Regions from separate parts of the Homo sapiens genome. Here region 1 is linked to region 2. The links are chromatin contacts, found by Hi-C or POLR2A ChIA-PET in ENCODE. All regions are on one chromosome and are shown on one strand. The core of a region is the stretch at or near the end of the contact, and the rest is flanking DNA. Distances in the headings are between cores, read along the strand shown.

Evidence for each region. Hi-C counts contacts between places; a loop is a spot of excess contacts on that map. ChIA-PET counts read pairs that join two places held with the same protein, here RNA polymerase II (POLR2A). Pooled maps may share reads with other maps.
Region 1: a loop to region 2 is called in a map of OCI-LY7, with 3 times the contacts of the local background. The contact joins the enhancer-like site here to the promoter of LINC02212 in region 2. A Hi-C loop is called at or near these places in 5 of 168 maps with a recorded cell type or tissue (B cell, CD4-positive, alpha-beta memory T cell, OCI-LY7 and 2 more), 2 of 37 single-sample maps with no recorded cell type and 12 of 50 pooled maps. POLR2A ChIA-PET finds 5 or more read pairs at or near these places in 4 of 52 experiments (AG04449, OCI-LY7, WTC11 and 1 more).

What each region holds. Positions count from the first base shown.
Region 1 is chr5:10,623,596-10,629,267 of GRCh38, reverse strand. All of the region lies in intron 2 of ANKRD33B (ankyrin repeat domain 33B), which reads right to left. Among named protein-coding and RNA genes, the nearest start is that of ANKRD33B, 62 kb to the right of the region's middle. RefSeq lists enhancers at 1,325-1,374, 1,395-1,674. Within about 2 kb of position 1,292, at least 27 of the 41 ENCODE cell types and tissues checked have a DNase peak (open chromatin) inside an H3K27ac peak, as active enhancers do; they include OCI-LY7 and endothelial cell of umbilical vein, where a contact is called at or near this core.
Region 2 is chr5:10,499,733-10,506,179 of GRCh38, reverse strand. It overlaps LINC02212 (long intergenic non-protein coding RNA 2212), which reads left to right and starts at 3,452. Exons shown (of 3, transcript NR_104606.1): 1 at 3,452-4,975. It overlaps LINC02213 (long intergenic non-protein coding RNA 2213), which reads left to right. Exons shown (of 3, transcript NR_134289.1): 3 at 656-1,190. RefSeq lists an enhancer at 2,137-3,031.

The DNA of each region.
Region 1 (5,672 bases), core at 43-2,542, 130 kb before region 2:
CTCCATCCCTGACCTGGGCTACCACGTCCCCATGGGGCCACAGCTCCTGTCCTGACTAGCCTCCTTTGTCCCACTTCTGCCCCCATTCATTCTCCACACCAGCAGCACGGTGACACCAACAGGGGCCTCTGACCATCCCCACTACTCATCCGAAACTCTCCATGGGCTCTGCTCTTTAGATGAGGTCTCAACTCTTCAATGAGCTGGTTTTTACCTCTTCACCCTCAGCTCTCACCGCCAATGCCCTCCCAATCCACTTTATGGTCAAACAGCCAGCATTCCGTGTAATTCACTCATGAGCCACACTTCCTCTAATCTAGTGGCCTCTGCACAAGGAGTCCCTCTACCTGGAATATTCTGCCTCCTCTTTTTACTTGGTGACCTGATGAGCCATCCCTTCCAACTCCAGGTCTTCCCTGGTGCCCCTTGACCCACGGTGTCTCATCGTCCACGTTCCCATGCATATATGGGTTCCCACAGCCGCCACAGCCCTCGTTACCCAGCTCACATGCTTAAAACTTCCAACTGACTGCATGCTCTGGGGTGCTCAATAAATATGCATTAGATGAAAAGGCTGAAACATTCCTACCACTCCTTTGGGAAAAGTTTATTTATTGAAAGTATCAGGGTGGGCAAGGTGGCTCGTGCCTGTAATCCCAGCAGAGAGGCCAAGGCCCGAAGAGGCCAGGGAGGCTGAGGCTAGAGGATCACTTGAGCTTAGGAGTTAGATACAAGCCTGGGCAACATGGCAAGATCCCATCTCAAAAAATAAAAATTAGCTGGGCTGGCCGAGCGCAATGGTTCACGCCTGTAATCCCAGCACTTTGGGAGGCCGAAGTGGGTGGATGACCTGAGATCAGGAGTTCGATACCAGCCTGGCCAACATGGTGAAACCCCGTCTCTACTAAAAATACAAAAAATTGGCTGGGCGTAGTGGCAGGCACCTGTAATCCCAGCTACTCAGGAGGCTGAGGCAGGAGAATCACTTGAACCCGGGAGGCGGAGATTGCAGTGAGCCAAGATCACATCATTGCACTCCAGCCTGGGCAACAAGAGCAAAACTCCATCTAAAAAAAACAGGCAATAAACACAAACTGCTCTAAAAATTGGAAAATGTTACAGAATTGGGTTGTCTAAGATTGACTGACTCAAGGCACTCAAACTGCAGTTCTCCAGACCAGGCCAGTAGAGGGAGCTGTCGGCTTTGGAAATATGACATCATACCAGCCACGCGGCATGAACAGACTCCAGGAATTCTTAGCATAAGGCATTTACCATGCAGATGGAGGGGCAGGGTTAGTAGGGGAGGGCAGCATCCCTGCTCTTTGCAGGGCAGGCAGGGGTCTGAAGGAGGAGCCAGGCAAGCCCCAAGCTGGCTGAGGAGCCCTCCTGGCTGGCCAGCGGGCAGGGGTGTGGCGCTGCCATGGCCAATCAGAAGAGCTCAGAAAAGCTCACAGGAAAAGATAAGGCAACGCTGGGAAACCGAGACTCACCAAGTTCTACTCTCTTATTTGAAACGGTATAAACTGAGAAAAAAGGAAGCACTTCAAAACAACATGAACATCACAATGAGATCACACTAAGATCGTGATCGTGTGCACTGCTAATAAAATAAGATAAATAACATGAAGAGGCATTGTTCCTGGGTTCTGACCAAGTCATAAATTCTCCTCTGAACTGGGACTCTCCCCGATTCAGCTCAGGAACCAGGGCTCCCCCGCAGCCCAAACCCACAGCTGCCCCTGAGAATCCCTCCCGTTCTGTCCCCGTCCCCGGGCAGCATCCTGCCAGGCTGGCTCTCAGCACGTAGCCTCAGAATTTTACAATTAAATGCAAGAAATAACAAGTTGCAAGCACACATCAGAGGTTCCTTATACCCAAAACAAGCTTCACGTGCTGTATCCCATCACCAGCTCAAAGAGACCCCTGGCGTTTCCTCACTTTACCACGTCCATGCTATTCTGTTAAAGCACAACAAGGAAACAGAAATAAACACACAACTCTATCCATGGGACTTCTTGTTCCTTTCTTTGGTTATCTTATTTTATTTTTGTTAGTGGAGCGGTGGTGAAAGTTGAAATGACTGGCTAAATGAGACTTAGGGATTACATGGGGATTTATTTTCAAACGTTCTCTCCATTTACAGACCTAGTACAGATTTGGCTGTATTTTTATTGTGCATTAAATAGCCGAGGAAATTAGACTTTTTAGAGAACACTCAAAAGGCAGATGAAGGCATTTGCATCCGAATTCGTACTCATAAATGCTGTGTCCTCCAGAAACCCAGAGCTTCCAACTCTCAGACAACCAACCCAGTTGCCATAGCAAATAATATAAACATATGGTTGCTTTAAGATTGCGCTTCACAATGCTGATTCTGCTTAGTGCGACTGCTGTCTACACAAGCCATCCTCCATCACTGGTTTGGCACGGGCTTGTGACGCAACCCTGGTTGGTGAGATGGCAACGATACTCTGCTGGAGCCTTCTGGAAATGTTTTCCTGTCTTATAAAGGGAAACGCCGACAGGGATTTGCTCCTCTTCCTTGATGTCCCTGAGTGTTGCAACGTGAAGCCGTGGCACTTCTAGCAGCTGGGGCCACCTTGGGACCATGAAGGAAAAGGCGAATGTATTTCTGAGAAGTGGCTCTAGGTCCCAGCATCACCCAGCTACTCAGTGAAGCAACCCTGCAACATCGCCCGCAGATGTCTTGTGTTGCAAGAGAAGGCAGTGTCCTTGTGGTTGAAGCCAAAAGCATCCTAACAGGTACTAGGCTCAAAAGAGAGCTGGGGAAATACAACTGAAAACCAGAGTTTTGGTTCATTTGAGTAGGGAAATACTGAAAAGACTGATCTCAGCCAGGGCTTGCAAGAACACTCTTGGACACTCAGGGGAAAGGAGAAATCGCCACAGCTTTCTAAAGACCACTTGGCAGCTGCATACACTTAAAACAGGCACAGCCCTTGCTGAAGCAATTCTGTTCTAAGAGTGTGTCTGCACATTGCTTCTCCTCTTCCTTGCCCTGCTTTCGGCCTAGGAAGCTGACCTGCACCAACAGCACCTGCCCAGTTTCCGCCCCAATGAGGTTTCTGGGTTGGCTCAGCAGGGGACCAGGGTGGAAGGAGCGGGACATCTGGCCCTGCCTCCCACTCCGGCCCCTGGCTGCGGTTCTAGGCCGAGGCTGCCTCTCGGGTTCCAGCTTCTTGGCCTGTGTCACTCGGGTTCTAGGCCGAGGCTGCCTCTCGGGTTCCAGCTTCTTGGCCTGGGTCACTCTCTGCAGAGTCCCTCCCCTTAATCCTTTCAATGTTGGTTCCCTTAACTCTACCCTTCCCCCCGTAATTGACAGGCCCTCATCAACTCCTCTGTTCAGCCCTCTGAGACCACCTGTCACTCAACATGCTTCAAGCTGCCAGGATCCTAACACGCTGTCCTCAGAGATGCACCCCAGATCCAAAGACTTCACTACAGCCTTGCTGCCGTTGATTAACTCAAAAGCCCACCTGTCCAGTAACTGGGACAGTTAAGTATACCACGGTTCATGCATTTTACACAATATCCTCTTTTCCAACAAATATTTAAGAAGCAAGTACTTCATGTTCAAGGACTGGCCTAAGAGCCGGGTCCACCACAGTGAGTGAAGGCCAGTCATAACGCAGCCTCTCAAATTTGAAGTCTTGGTGGGGAACCGGGCATGAGCCACACATCCCCGTGCAGGAAGGCAGGGCTACGAGCGCCTGGCAGGGCTCAGGGACACCGACACAGCAGGAGCTTCTAGATTAATAACCATGTGAACAAAACCACTAAAAACACAGTCTCAACAGCACTAGCCCAGTCATGTGAATACAAAGCGCACATACATACGTGTGTGTTTGGAAAGGACTGAATGAGGTCTGAAGAGGTGACTCCTGAGTGCTGATAAGGGAGCTGGAATATTTGGAAGACAGAGAAGGGATCTTTTTCTTCCTCCCTGATAATACTTTTGTAGTCATTTTTGGCTGTAAGCAAATATGCATGGACAGCTTTTGAAATTAACAAATCATCAAAGAAATAAAACTGGTTATGAAATTGATTAAAATGGGACATCACCTGATTGGGCCTAAACAGCCTCTTTGGCAAAACAGCACAGGAAAGTCATGAACACATGCTCACCTGCCTTCCTCATTTTCACTTTAATTCCGTGATGCCTCTGTGTCTGTCTGACAACATCTCTCGTGGGGTCTGTGACTCTGCTGGTCTTCAGTGCCCACTGAGAGGGGTCCTTTGCCGTCATCAGGCATAAAATCTTCAAAGCTCTCCATCCTCAATGTGGGGTCCCTGGGCCAGTGGCATCAGCCTCACCAGGAAACCTGTTGATCTGCTCATTCTTGGGCCCCACCCCAGGCCTATTCAAAGAAAGACTCCAGGGGCAGGGCCTGGCAGTCTGTGTTTCCACCAGATCTGTGTTAATGCTCACATGAGCCAGCCCAGGTGATGCTGACGCCGGAGGCGCAAGATTGGGAGCCAGTGTCTAAGGAAACTATGCCCATGGGGACAGGGGCAGCCCCTGGAGGTTCAGAAAGAAATTAGGGAAAATCTCTTCGGCACATTGAGGCAATTAAGACACACACAAGGAAGCTTTTTAATCTGTGTTTGTTTAAATGGTGTAAAGTCCCTCTCCCCTCTGCCTCCGTATGCAACCTCAACAATTCAGTCCCAAAGCCTCAGGCAGCAGCCTAGGTTGGGTGTCCAGGGATCAGAGCCCAGGCCAGAGGGTGGGTGCACACAGTGGCGGCCACAGAGAGCTCAAGCAAATCAGTAAGTAGGGGAAGATAACAAAAGCCAGTAAAAAAGAAAAAAAAGGCCAGGCCCGGCGGCTCACGCCTGTAATTCCAGCACTTTGGGAGGCCAAGGTGGGCGGATCACTTGAGGTCAGGAGTTCAAAACCAGTCTGGCCTACATGGTGAAACCCCGCCTCTGCTGAAAATACAAGAAGTAGCTGGGCACGGTGACTGGCGCCTATAATCTCAGCTACTCGGGAGGCTGAGGCAAGAGAATCGCTTGAACCTGGGAAGCAGAGGTTGTAGAGAGCTGAGATTGTGCCACTGCACCCCAGCCTGGGCGATAGAGCAAGACTCAGACTCAAAAAAAAAAAAAAAAAGAAAAGAAAGAAAGAACGAAAGAAAACAAGAAGTAAAGAAAAAATACATTATAATAATGATTTTATTTAAATTGAAAAGGCAGAGTAAACCCATCTAGGCATCAAATCATTAACAACAGTTATCTCCAGAGAGCAGACTGAAGAGAGGGCTGACAGTGAGGTGGAAGAGGTATTCACCTCTAATTTCCTTGCTCATGTGGGGTCATTTTCCCCCCAAACACTGTGTATTGTATTTTAAAATCAGCCTCCAAGAACATCAGCCAGGCCAAGTGGAGGAAGCAGGATAATGGCTGAGGCCTCTGCCCGCCTCCTCCTGTCCACCCAGGCAGGTTTCCAGCTGTGATGCTGCCCTCAGGATAGCCCAGACCCTGGTACATACCCCGGCCACCCGATCCTGCTACCTGACTTGGACTCCAGCTCTGTCTGGCAGCACGGCTACCCCTGGGTGGGCCAGCTCCCAAGAGAGCTGAGAACACAGGAATCTTCCCTCCTATCCAGCTTCCCACCTGCCACAGTCTGAATGTTTCTGTCCTCC
Region 2 (6,447 bases), core at 2,203-4,702:
CTCTGGGCAGATGTTTAAAACTAGTATCTCTTAATATTTCAAACCCTATATCAGTGTAGTGGCTATGAAAGAAAGAAGTTACTTTTTTTTTTTTTTTTTTTTTTTTGAGACAGAGACTTGCTTTGTCACCCAGGCTGGAGTGCAGTGGCGCAATCTCATCTCACTGCAGCCGCCACCTCCCAGGCTCAGGTGATTCTCATAGACTCAGTCTCCCAAATAGGTGGGAATATAGGCACGCATCACCACACCAGGCTAATTTTTTGTTTCCTTGTTTGTTTGTTTGTTTTTGCATTTTTAGTAGAAACGGGGTTTCACCATGTTGGCCAGGCTGGTCTCAAATTCTTGGCCTCAAGTGATCTGCCAGCCTCAGCCTCCCAAAGTGTTGTAATTACATGCGTGAGCCACCGCACCTGGCCAGTTCCTCTTTTTTTTTTTTTTTTATCAGACATAACCAACTGTTGCAGGAACAGCCCAAGTCCAAACAAGGGCATAAAAATGAGAAGTGCAAGTATTTTCAGACAGGCCTCCCATTATAGACTGTACGACTGGGAAAGACTGATCATACTAACAGTGCGAGGCTAGCTAACTTTTCCCTCCAATTTCCTTCCATAATTGCTTATCTTGGGTGGTTATACACCAATACTTTGTCAAACAGTATGTGACCTCAGCAGAACTGACCAATACATTACTGGAGCAGAATAATCAGTCTTGAAATAAACCCATGGATAAAGGATGGATTGTCCAATAAATGACATTACGACAATTAGGTAAGCATTTGGAAAAACAAATGAAGTTTTGTTACACCATATATGTTATGGATTGAATTGTGTCCTCCCAAAAGATACATTGAAGTTCTAACCCCTGGTATCAGTGCATGTGGCCTTTTTGGAAATAGGGTCTCTGCAGTTGTAATCAAGATGAGGTCATTAGGAGGGCCCTAATCCAATATGACTGACATCTTTATAAGAAGAGGAAAAGAGACACAAACACACAAAGAGGATGCCGTGTGAAGACAGAGGGGCCGAGGCTCAAGTGATTCTTCTATAAGCCAAAGATTGCTGGTGACATCAAAGCGAAGAGAAAGCCGTGGAACAGATAGATGCTCCCCTAGAGCCCTTCAAGAAAGCACAGCCCTGCTGCCTCCTTGCAAACAGAACCATGAAAGAATAAATTTCTGCTGTTTTAAGTCACTCAGTTTGTGGTGATTTGTTATAACAGCCCTAGGAAATGTATAATATCATATCATATAACATAACATAATAAATATATTATAATACAATATTCCAAAAGATCAGATATTTACGTGTTTAAAAATAAAGCATGAGAAGATATATTGGACAGCATATAGTTTGGGGAGCAGAAAACCTTTGTGATCTTAACACTAAGATCTGAAATCATGACAGAAAAGATTGACCAGCTGACTACATCAAAAATATACATTTCTGTATCACTCACAAAAAAGAATAAAGTTAAAAGAAATAGTAGAAGCGTATTTGCCACATATGACAAAGAGCTTATGTGCACAATTCATAAGGGCTCCTATAAATTATAAAAATGTAAATAACTCAACATATGTATGAACAAATGACTAGACAAAGTACACAAGAAATTCAAATGGCAATAAAACACGTAGAGAGTTGTTCTGCTTCACTGATAATGAAATAAATGAAAATTAGGATAAAATATATAATTTCTCCCAAATCATACTGTCAAACATGAATCAAATTGAAAGCCTCTGACACTGACAGCAGCAGCTCCCACATGTCCCAGCCAAAGAGACTTAGGGATGTCAGCTGTGATGTCAAGGGTGACTCAGCAGATCTGAGTTGACCAAACCCTGCATACAGCCTTGATCAGCTCCGAAGAGATGACCCCTGAGTCCTTGGAGTGTCCCTCCTGATAAGGGTGGCTTTGTGTATCTGAGGCCTTGGGCCACATCCTTAGTTTATGCCAACAGTGTGATTTATGATGAAAGCCTGTTCACACGTGCCCGAGGCTCTGGGCCATGCTCTATTAATTTCACCTCTGTTGGGCTGAGGTCCAAGTAGCCGAGGTCAGTCACATGGGCACTGCATGCCTATGTGACTGACCCCAATGAAAACCCTGAACACCAGTGCATAGGTAAGCTTTCATGGTGGCTAACACCTCAAGTGTGCCGTGAAACATCGTTGCTGGGGAAAATAAACGCTATCCGTTCAGCCCCGCAGGGCAAGGACACCAGAAGCTTGTGCGAGTTTCTCCTGGACTCCGCTCTATGTTCCTTTTTCCTTTGCTAATTTAAATCTGTATTTTCAAAGTGTAAGCACAAATCTAATAGCCTTTCTTAGTGCTGTGAGTCCTACTAGCGAGTTGCCAAACCCAAAGGTAGTCTAAGGACCCCCTTCACAAGGGTCTCTTTGCACAAAGCTGGAAGCTGAGTTTGCAAAGCACTGTATATAGCACCTAGAGAACCTGCATTACTCAAGTGAAAGAATGGAGGGGGCCAGGCTGAGAGGGGGTCTCGGTGGCGCCCAGGGGTTGCAGCTCTCCTGGGTACTCATGTTGGTCTGTCTGCACCTGGGTGGAATATGGGATGGATAGCCCATGCCCTGGGCCTGGCAGCAAGCCTGCAGCCCTCAGGCCTGGCACCTGCAGCTGTGAGCTCTAGTCCCAGTCCAGTGTGAGCCAGAGGCAGAGCCAAAGGGACGTGTTCTTGGTCACTGGGGGCTGGAACTGATGACAGATGTGCTCTTCCCACACATCCTAACGAAAACAGCTGCGACAATACTTCACGCATGGTGCTGGACACGTAAGGCAACACACACAGCTTGGAAGTGCTGTGTGACTGTGAAAGTGATTTTCCTCCTGCTGTGTACTGAATGGTGTCCCCCCAAATTCATACGCTGGAGCCCTAACCCCCAATGTGACTGTATTTGGAGACAGTACCTTTAAGGAGGGAATGGGGGTTAAATGAGGCTATTAGGGTAGGCCATAATCCACTAGGACTGGGGTCCTTATATGAAGAGGAAGAGACCGCAGGCACGCTGTTGCACAGAGGAAAGGCCGAGGGTGGATGCAGCAGGAAGGCGGCCACCTGCAGCCAGGGAGAGAGGCCTTCGGAGAAACCAGCCTGCACACCTTGGACATCCAGTCTCCAGGACAGTGAGAAAATCACCTGTGTGCTATAAGCCTCCCAGTATGTGGCACTTTCTTAGGTCAGCCTTAGCAAACGAATAGAACTCAGAGATGGACACAGACGGCTCCCAGGTGTTCACCTGGCACTGTAGCCCTCATCTTTGCTCCTGCTGTCGTTTCCGAGGAGCCTGTGGAGCCGGCCGTGCAGTCGTGCAGGCAGTAGTGCTTTGCAGGCTACAACATCTCTCCTGTGGGCCTTCTGGGTGCACACGGAGGTGGAGCCTCCTGGAGCACAGTCATGAGCAGAGCTCTCCTGGCTCCACCTCTGCCTCCCATCAGGGGTGAATAAGGCGGAAGCTGAGGGGACAGTCACAGCCAGGACAGGAATGTCACCCCCAGCTGGCAGACAGCACTCTGAGCAGCCAGGCCTGGGATCCTCTGACCTGCCCACTTCAGGAGGCCAGTGTGGTCACTGCCACCCCACGGTCTGGGGACCCTGGACTCCAAACTTGTAAGTGCTAGAGTGGGCAGCTGGAGGCCATCTGGGCACTTTAAAACACAGGTACTCGGGAACAAACCTCTGATGGGGTGGGTGGGGTGAGGGATGGGGGACCTTGGGTCCCAGGCCCTCTGTGATTTTCTGATGAACTTCCTTCTGTGGGAGCGCTGGCTCAGGGAGCTCCTGGCCTCTCCTCCTCTACCACTTCCTCCGCCACCCGCCTCCACCTGCTCCCGGCCTGATGTCCGCAGGGTCATGTGTGCAGTAGTCCCACGTCCAGGCTCACTGCAGAGGCAGCCCTCTTCAGACAGGAGGCAGAAGAGAGGGCCCCCGCAAGTTAGCTTTTACTTTAATATTATTATGTCATTATGTGTATTATTATTGTCATCAACATCTTTTTATTCTGCAAATACTAATTTCATATCCCATATGGGCAGGCTCTGTGCAAGGTAAATTACTAAGTTTTGTTAATGAAGTCAAACAAAGTCATGGGTTCTATAAGAAGACAACTATTTTAAAATATGGCATAAATGACATTATATAGTTAAGATAGTATAAAGACACGACTTGGAACAAGCAAACGTGGGAACAAGGCAAGGAGAACGTGTAGCTTCCTTTTGGAGTGCTCATACTAATTGCTGATGAAACATTTCTGCACTCGGCAGGGAATCAGTCCACAGCCCCCCTCTGATTAAAATGCGACCCAGCTTGGACTCTGAGAGCAAATGTCCCAGCGACCCTGGGAAGAAGTGATGCAATCCTCTCTTTGCGCTGTTTATCATTTCTGAGAAGCAATGACATAGCTGCCTCTTGCAGTTTGGTCTAATTACTTGTCTGATCTCCCCCAGGGAGAAGCAGCTCTGTTCTCCCTTGGCCTCCAGACAGTGGGGCCCACAGTCTCTACTGGAGGAGTGGGGCCGGCCATCGTGGGCAGGGGAGGTGGAGACCCCTTGAAGCTGATCTGTATTGCAGGGTGTGGAGTAGGGCTGGGGGTTCCTGGGCCTCTAATCTTTAAAATCCAGCAAGAAGGTAGTGTACTGTGAGCCAGGCCCATCATTCTCTTTCCTCCCTGAAACCATCGATGAGTCTTCCCCTAAGGGCTGGAGGGGAGGGTCCCCTTTCTTTGACTTCCCTTGCAGTTCCTCTGATGCTGAAGAGTAGGGCTTGCAGGGACTCTGCCTCCTGCAGGGAGCAGCCACTGTTTCCAGGGACCCTCACAGAAGAGGAGCTAATTTCACACTTTGGGACTCCATAGAAGCCAGCTTCCTGGCAGTTTGAAGTGTGCTTCTCACACATCTTCCACCAGCTTGTTTGTCTGCCTATATCTGAGGATCCTTTAAAGCGATTGAAACAAAATTAAGGGTAAGAAAATTAAAATTTGCTCTGTGCTTGCTATGTGCCAGACACAGTATTTGGCATGATACAGATTTTCATTGACATCAGCTCACTTGGGCAGGTGACTTCACCTCTCCGTGTCTTAGTGTCCTTACCTGTACTGATAAACTAATGGTACTAGCACTTAACCAGAGGGATATTGTGAAGAAAGACTGATGTAATATACATAAAAGACTCAGAACAAATCCTAGGACAGGGAGCATTCAAGAGTGAGGAGCTATTTCATCCTCCTCCTCCCCATCAAGGTAGATATTTAGCCCATTTTACAGATGAAAAGTGGAGGCCCAGGCAATGGAGTCGCCCTCACAAGGACCTCCTGAGGGAAGTGGTACAGCCCCGATTCAACCCAGCCCAGAGTCCTCCTTGACCTCACACCATCACAGCATCTCTCCTATCGGGACCCACAAGCACTTCTGAAACCTGGAAAATAATTACTACCTCCCTGTGTTATCATTGACTTCCAAATTCTTCCACATAGGACAGTGGCTTTCAAATTTCTTTGGTTTGGTTTGTTTTTTTGAGACAGGATCTTTCTCACTCTGTTGCCCAGGCTGGGGTGCAGTAGCATGATCATAGCTCACTGCAGCCTCAACCTCCTGGGCTCAGGTGATCCTCCCACCTCAGCCTCCCAAGTAGCTGGGACTGTAGGTGCATGCCACCACACTTGGCTAATTTTTTAAATTAATTTTTTAAACTAATTTTTTATAGAATGAGGGTCTCACTATGTTGTCCAGAATGGTTTGGAACCCCTGGCCCCAAGCAGTCCTCCCATCTTGGTCTCCCAAAGTGCTGAGATTAGAGGGGTGAGCCACTGTGCCTGGCCAGCTTTCAGTTTTTGATTGCCTCACTTGGAAAGAAATGTTTTATATCACAACCCAGAAAATATACATATAAACATGGAATCAAGATTTAATGACACAGTACTTTCTCTCACTGTGTTCTATGTACCTGGTATTTTTCTAGTAGGTTTTGTGTGTGTGTGTGTGTGTGTGTGTGTGTGTGTGTGTGTGTGTTTTCAGACAGGGTCTCAGTCTATTACCCAGTTTGGATGCAGTGGTGCAATCTCGGCTCACTGCAGCCTCAACCTCCTGGGCTAGCAATCCTCCCACCTCAGCCTCCCAAGTAGCTGGGACTCCAGGCACCCACTGCCACGCCCAGCTAATTTTTTTTCTCTTAGTAGAGACAAAGTCTCACTATGTTGCCAGCTGGTCTCCAACTCCTGAGCTTAAGGGATCCTCCCAAATTCTTGTGATTACAGGCATGAGCCACTGTACCCTGCCCTGTTTTATTTTTAAGCACTGGTTTCAACTGGCCTTGCCTGGCAGTTTGAAAACCACTGGCAAGGTGAAGTGGCCAGTGAGGGGGCAGGTGTCAAGTGTAATCTGCCCTGGGACTGTGTGGCACAGCCTGAGGATCCTGTTCAGACAAGACTCCAAGCA